Regions from separate parts of the Homo sapiens genome. Here region 1 is linked to region 2. The links are chromatin loops, found by intact Hi-C in ENCODE. Cell type or tissue: PC-3. All regions are shown on one strand. Each heading gives the region's core, and the rest is flanking DNA. Links, peaks and the distances in the headings are about the cores only.

Evidence for each region. A loop is a pair of places that touch in the nucleus more often than their neighbours do. Peaks named below come from ENCODE experiments on the same cell type or tissue, not always from the same donor. Only the 100,000 strongest peaks of a DNase experiment are listed, where the experiment ranks them.
Region 1: it touches region 2 in a loop (7-fold over the local background); 1 of 110 quality-filtered maps calls a loop at or near these places.

The regions. Positions count from the first base shown.
Region 1 is chr5:133,685,461-133,688,376 of GRCh38, reverse strand. It overlaps a transcript of FSTL4 not described here. Among named protein-coding and RNA genes, the nearest start is that of FSTL4, 74 kb to the right of the region's middle. In PC-3, for the core only: no CTCF peak of the experiment used is centred there; a DNase peak (open chromatin) is centred at 1,646; H3K27ac peaks cover 1,941 bases.
Region 2 is chr5:133,753,528-133,756,443 of GRCh38, reverse strand. It overlaps a transcript of FSTL4 not described here. Among named protein-coding and RNA genes, the nearest start is that of FSTL4, 140 kb to the right of the region's middle. In PC-3, for the core only: CTCF peaks have their summits at 1,514 and 1,714 (motif pointing left); a DNase peak (open chromatin) is centred at 2,383; H3K27ac peaks cover 1,026 bases.

The sequences.
Region 1 (2,916 bases), core at 182-2,681, 68 kb after region 2:
CCATGGTGTGATCTCGGATCACTACAACCTCCGCTTCCTGGGTTCAAGCAATTCTCCTGCCTCAGCCTCCTGAGTAGCTGGGACTACAGGCATACTTCACCACGCCTGGCTAATTTTTTTTGTATTTTTTAGTAGAGACGGGGTTTTACTGTATTGGCCAGGCTGGTCTCAAACTCCTAACCTCAAGTGATCCGCCTGCCTCGACCTCTCAAAGTGCTGGGATTACAGGCGTGAGCCCCTGTGCCCGGCCTAGAACCACCAATTTTTAGTTGGCTACATTTCCTAGCCTTCCTGATAGCTAGGTTTAGCCAGTTAACTGAGTTCCGGCCAAGCTGAGCACAGTGATGTGAGCTATTTCCAGGTGGTTCCTTTAAAGGGTCTGCCTTCTATTTCCCCCTTTTTCCTTCCCATTTTGTCAGGAATGCAAACATAGTGGGGGTGAGCCATCTGGGACCTGGGGAGGAGGCAGCTTCCCTGGGGATGGGAGCAGCAGGCAGATTGAAGGAGTCTGGGCTCCTGACACTGTGTGCAATAGCCATGGCGCCAGCCTGCACTGATGGTGCCCAAGTTGTGGTGCAAGAGAGAAATAGACGTCTCTCTTATTTAGGCTACTACTATTTTGGATCTCTATTCATAGCAGCCACATCTAGATCATCAATTATAATTCTTAATTTGAAAGTTGAATGTATGCATTTGGAGAATAAGGAACGTGCCTAAACAAACCACCTTCTGGTTTTGGCAACCCAAAACATGTTTGAATTTGGAGGCATTCCTTAGTGAGTAGGAAGAATGGAAGGCTTTCCAAAGCCCTTCCAGTGTGCAATGAGTTTTAACTGACGCCCTGTAAAGCCCCCCTGGGTGTTCCTCAGATCTCTCTCCTCCTCTCTGTGTTGGAATATCACTACCCGGGCTGAGGAGCTTATCACCTCTTGCGGGATTGAAAGGTAAACTCCAAGAGGGCTGCGGCTTTGTTTTGCTTACCACTTAGCCTCACGCCACAGAGTGTTTGGCAGATAAGAGGGGCTGGTTGAATTAAAAGACATAAGGCTCCAACCTGGCCTCCCTGCCGCTGGGCTCACTGCCCTCCTCCCCAGTCCAGTCCACACAATCACTTTTCTTAGTATTTCTATCACGCAGATCCTACCATACAACCCATGCCCCCCCTATTTAGCCTCTCAGTGGCTCCCTGCTGACCACAGGATCGAGTCCACACTCCTTGAGTTGTGACATGTGGGGTCCTCAGTCCCAGTTCCCCCGACACTTGCCCTGGGCCACAGGCTCGTCCCACTGTGCAACCTGTGGCTCCCAGGCATGCCACTGTTTCCTACTCTGGTGCCTGTGTATGTTTTGTTGTGTGCACACTTGCAGTGCCCTTCCCGCCTCCTTCACCCGGGGAACATCTCACCCTCCAAGACTAAGCCTTTGCTTCTTCCCACCAACCACTGTCCAGACGGACCAGTCTTCCATGCCTGGCTGCTCCCCACACAATCTTACTTCCATTGCAAAATGTGTTTCTGCAGAGGTCAGTTCTCCGGAGTCTTCCCCTCTGGCAGCCTGGGTTGCCTACACCTTAATTCCTGATGCACAGATCAGAGTAAACATCAATGAAAGTAACACATGAGTCAAGTGATCCTGGTTTTATTCTATCCTTGTAACTCTGAATAAGTCATTTCCCTTATCCCCTGACCTGAAGTCCCTTTGTATGTGAAATGGGGATGATAATACCTCTGCTGCCTATCCCACCTGGCCTGCAGGTATTGACAGAACGTGTGTGGATAAGGGGAAGCTTCTGCACAGACATGGGCATACACGTCAGTTATCCATGCTGTGTTAATGGGGTGGCTTCTGAGCCACATCCAATAAACACAATTAATTCTGACACTGAATAAAATGAACTATCCAAAGGATGGGCCTGACTGATTCGTGTAACTCTTATAAAGCACTGACCATGTGCCAGACACAATGTGAGCATTTTATAATATTACCTTATAACACTACCTCATGTAACACTACCTCATGTGACCCTACTGGCCACTCTCTGAGGTGGGCATTTCTCTCATCCCCATTTTACAGATGGAAGAACTGAGGAGAGTTTGATGACACTGCTTAAGGTGCAGAGCTAGTGAGTAGAGGAACAGAGTCTGAAAGCAGGCAGTCTGACTCTGGGGTCTGGGCTGTTCACTTTTACACAGATTATTTTCCCAAGGCCAGTAAGGGCCAGAGGGATGACAGCTTTGTCATAGAAGACATGTAGGATGCTCATAATTATAATTTTTATTTGACATCAGGGGAGAAAACAAAAATCCCAGAACAGAGTCCCCTGTGCTGTCCTGTGGGCGCCTCATAGATGCAGGGCTGGGCAGTTTCACAGTAATGAATGCAGACCTCTTAATCAGGTGATCTGACAACCGTGCCACTTGCCAGGGAAATGATGCCCCTCTAGAAGAGATTGTGTGGCGAATAAGAAAAATAAATGAATCGGGAGTATGTCAGAGCTGATAAGCCTCAGGGACACGGCTGGGACACAGTGAGGGTGTGCGATTTTAAGGCAGTTGCCAGTGGAGGCATTGGGACTGATTTCACAGGCATCTGTCCCCAGAGAATTGGGGCCTGCCTGCCTCCTGCCAGCACTGGCCATAAGCCCATACCCTCTGGCTCATGCCTGGCTAGTTGTCCCAGCCTTCCAGGACTATCATGTTGTGGGTGCCCAAGAGGGCTCAAGAATCCCACTGAGAGGGGTGAGGCAGTTCCCTCCTGGGTGGGGCCTGCGGAGGTGCTAGAAAGCAGCAGGAGTGTTCTGGCAGCCACAGGGGTGAGCATCCCTCACATGAATGCAGCACTTCACTGTCTCCAAGCACACACATATCTCTTGTTTCATCACTACATTCTGCACATCTGGGTGTTTTCCTCTCTGTA
Region 2 (2,916 bases), core at 318-2,817:
CCTTAATATGTGGGTCAAATCAGGTCCCTCTTCTGCTTGGAATCCCCAGTGGCTTTTCTGCCACACAGAGTAAAAGCCACAGTCCTATGATGGCACGGCTCCATGTGAACTGGACCTGCAGACCCCTTCTGCATCTTCTGCTACTGTCCCCTCCACCTCACTCCTGCCACCCAGGTTCCCTGGTGTCCTGGCACATCCCATCCCAGGACATTGTGCCTGCTCTTCCTCCTGCCCGAAATGCCTTGCCTGAGGTGTCTGTGCATCTCCCTTCCTCTCCTCCTAGAGTCTCCTCCCAAACACCACTTTCTCAGCCTGACTAAAATTATAAGCCCGCTCTTGCCAGCTGCCTCCTCCCTACTTAACATGCTCTGCACTGTATTGCTTACTGCCTGTGTATTCCACTAGAATGTAAGCTCTGTGAAGGCAAGAAGTTTGTTTCTGTTGTGTTGCATTTTGCTTCTTGTTTTGTTCATTGTGTGTTGCTGCAACCTGGGACATAGTAGGCATTCAGTAATATTTGTGAAATGGATAAATGACAGTGACCAAACAGCTGTGAAATTTGCCAGAGATTTTCTCCCTGGGAAGAGAAGATGGGCTGAACACAGTTTGATGAAGAGAGACAGTTGTGAGAAAGAACAGGGTTGTTTTATGCTTATACCCGCCAGGTGCTCCCCTTGGAGTCCAAAGCATTGTGGAAGGTGAGTCTCAGCTCCCAGTGCTAAGAAACAGTCCTCCTGTAAAGCAGAGAGCTGGCTATGATCTACATGGAGAAGGGTGCTTTGGGTAGTGATGCTGGGGCTGGATTTTGAAGATGCAAGTAGAAGCCCATCAGGCAGAAAAAGGGGAGTGCACATTTATGCCAAGATTTGAGGTATGCTGAAATGTGGGTGAGGTCTAGAGTATGTGTGAGAGGTGGTGGGCAGGGGGAGGAGAGGATGTGAGGGTCTGATGGAAGAGGTGCTTGAGTTTTACTGCTTTGGGTTTAGGGCCATTTCTGAGCCAAGAGAGCTGGTGGAGGAAGGATAATGGTGGTATCCTGTCTATAGCAGGTGGAGGGGCAGGTTCATTGCTGCTTTTATTGTCCCGGGACCAGCTCTTGGTCATCAGAATGTTTAGAGAGAATAAAAATGATATTTCCAGGCAACTGGGACAGAGTGAGAGTGCTATCCTGGGTGTAGGTTGATAACAGCTCACAGCTGCATCCCTTTCTAGGAATTGCCCTTGGCCAAAAGGAACTGCATTGCCCAAGGGGTCATGGAAACTTAGAAAGAAATGGTTGCCAGAAGGAGGGAGTGATGGGTAGAGAAGGAAATCTGAGAGTTTCCATGGAGTTGGCAACGAAGAGGTCATTGGTGACTTTGGCAGGAGGAGCCTATGAGGAAGGGTGAGGTCTGGCTTGCAGGGGGATGGAGGCCATGTGGGAGGCAATGAGGAGGAGGAGCAAGAGCTGGGTCTTGAAGGAAGGGTGGGAAGTGGGGTATGGGAAGACCTGCCAGACAGAGGGGATAATGTACACGAAGGAACCCAGGCTAAAATAATCCAGTTTGACTTCAGGGTGTGGGGGAAGGTGGGAGGGATGGCTGGAAAGGTGGATGGTGTCCAGGAATGTCTGTCTTAAACGGTAGGCTCTAGAGTTAGAGCAGAATCAACATGTTGTCTTCACACGTCTGAGCTCCACTGGGCTCAGGATACTGCCCTCTAGTGAGCACTGGGCATTTTGTCCCCAGAGCGTGGACCTGACAGGTATTTTGACCATGGTCTCTTGGGCTTGGTGTTTATGAATGCAGACATAGTGGGTTTTCTGAGGTGAGCCTCATTAAACTAGTTTAATTCCTTCATCAGTTTTCTATCCTGTCTAGTAAACTTATTTGTAATACTAATTTTACTAAAATTATTTCAAAGAATTTAATTCTGTTTTGTGTAAACTATACAGGGAGGATTGAATACATCTATCAAACTATCCATTATAACTTCTGCCATTGTGAATTTTTGTGTGGCCATTGTTTCTTTCAAATCCAATTTACGTGGACAAATATTTGCAGATCTAAATTTTATTAGGACATTTTGATCTTTTTATATATATATATCTTTTAGCTCTAACAAAGTGTGCAGTGTGGAATTTTAATCATTGTCAGTTCTATTTCATAGCAATTATACCTTCTAATAAACTTCATTATGACTAGGATAAAAATTGATAGTTTGTATTTATTTTCTTCACTAACTTATTACAAAATGAAGACTAGGCTCCCTGAGGTGGTTCCGGTTTGCTCTCTTGTCTAGAGTTGGATGATTGAATTGTAAGTCAAATTCTCTTGTCTGACTCTGATTACTTTGTATGCTGTGTATAAGTTGTCTCCACTGTTGGCGGAACATGGGGCTGGGATATCCTCAGGGCACGAATGGTACAGCAGAGCTTCCTGCCTGGGTTCCCCACTATTAGTCATTATGCTAACACTCACAGCCATTTTCTTATTGCAATCTCCTTTTTTATCCTATTTTATAGAGGCTGAAACTGCAGCTTAGAGAAGTTAAGGGGCATAACTGGGACTTGAACCTAGGCTTATCTGCATTTAAAGTCCATAGTTTAAACACTGGGCTGCACTATGGTTCACTGTATTGGTGTGCCCAGACAGCCACTCACTACCTGATGCTATGCAGGAATGGGGAGAGTTGGTTATGGTCACAGAATGTCTGGGCCAGACCTTCCCTGCCACTACACACACACACACACACACACACACACACACACACACACACACAGAACAAATGTGGACCCACAAAGGCCCAGGGGAGAGAAGGGATAAGTCCAGGCAGGGTCAAATAGTTATTGAGTGGTACAGCTGGCTGGAACCATGTGTCCAGTCCCCTGGCCAGCCCCTAGTGAGAGTTACCACCTGGCTTAGCTCAGTTTCCCAT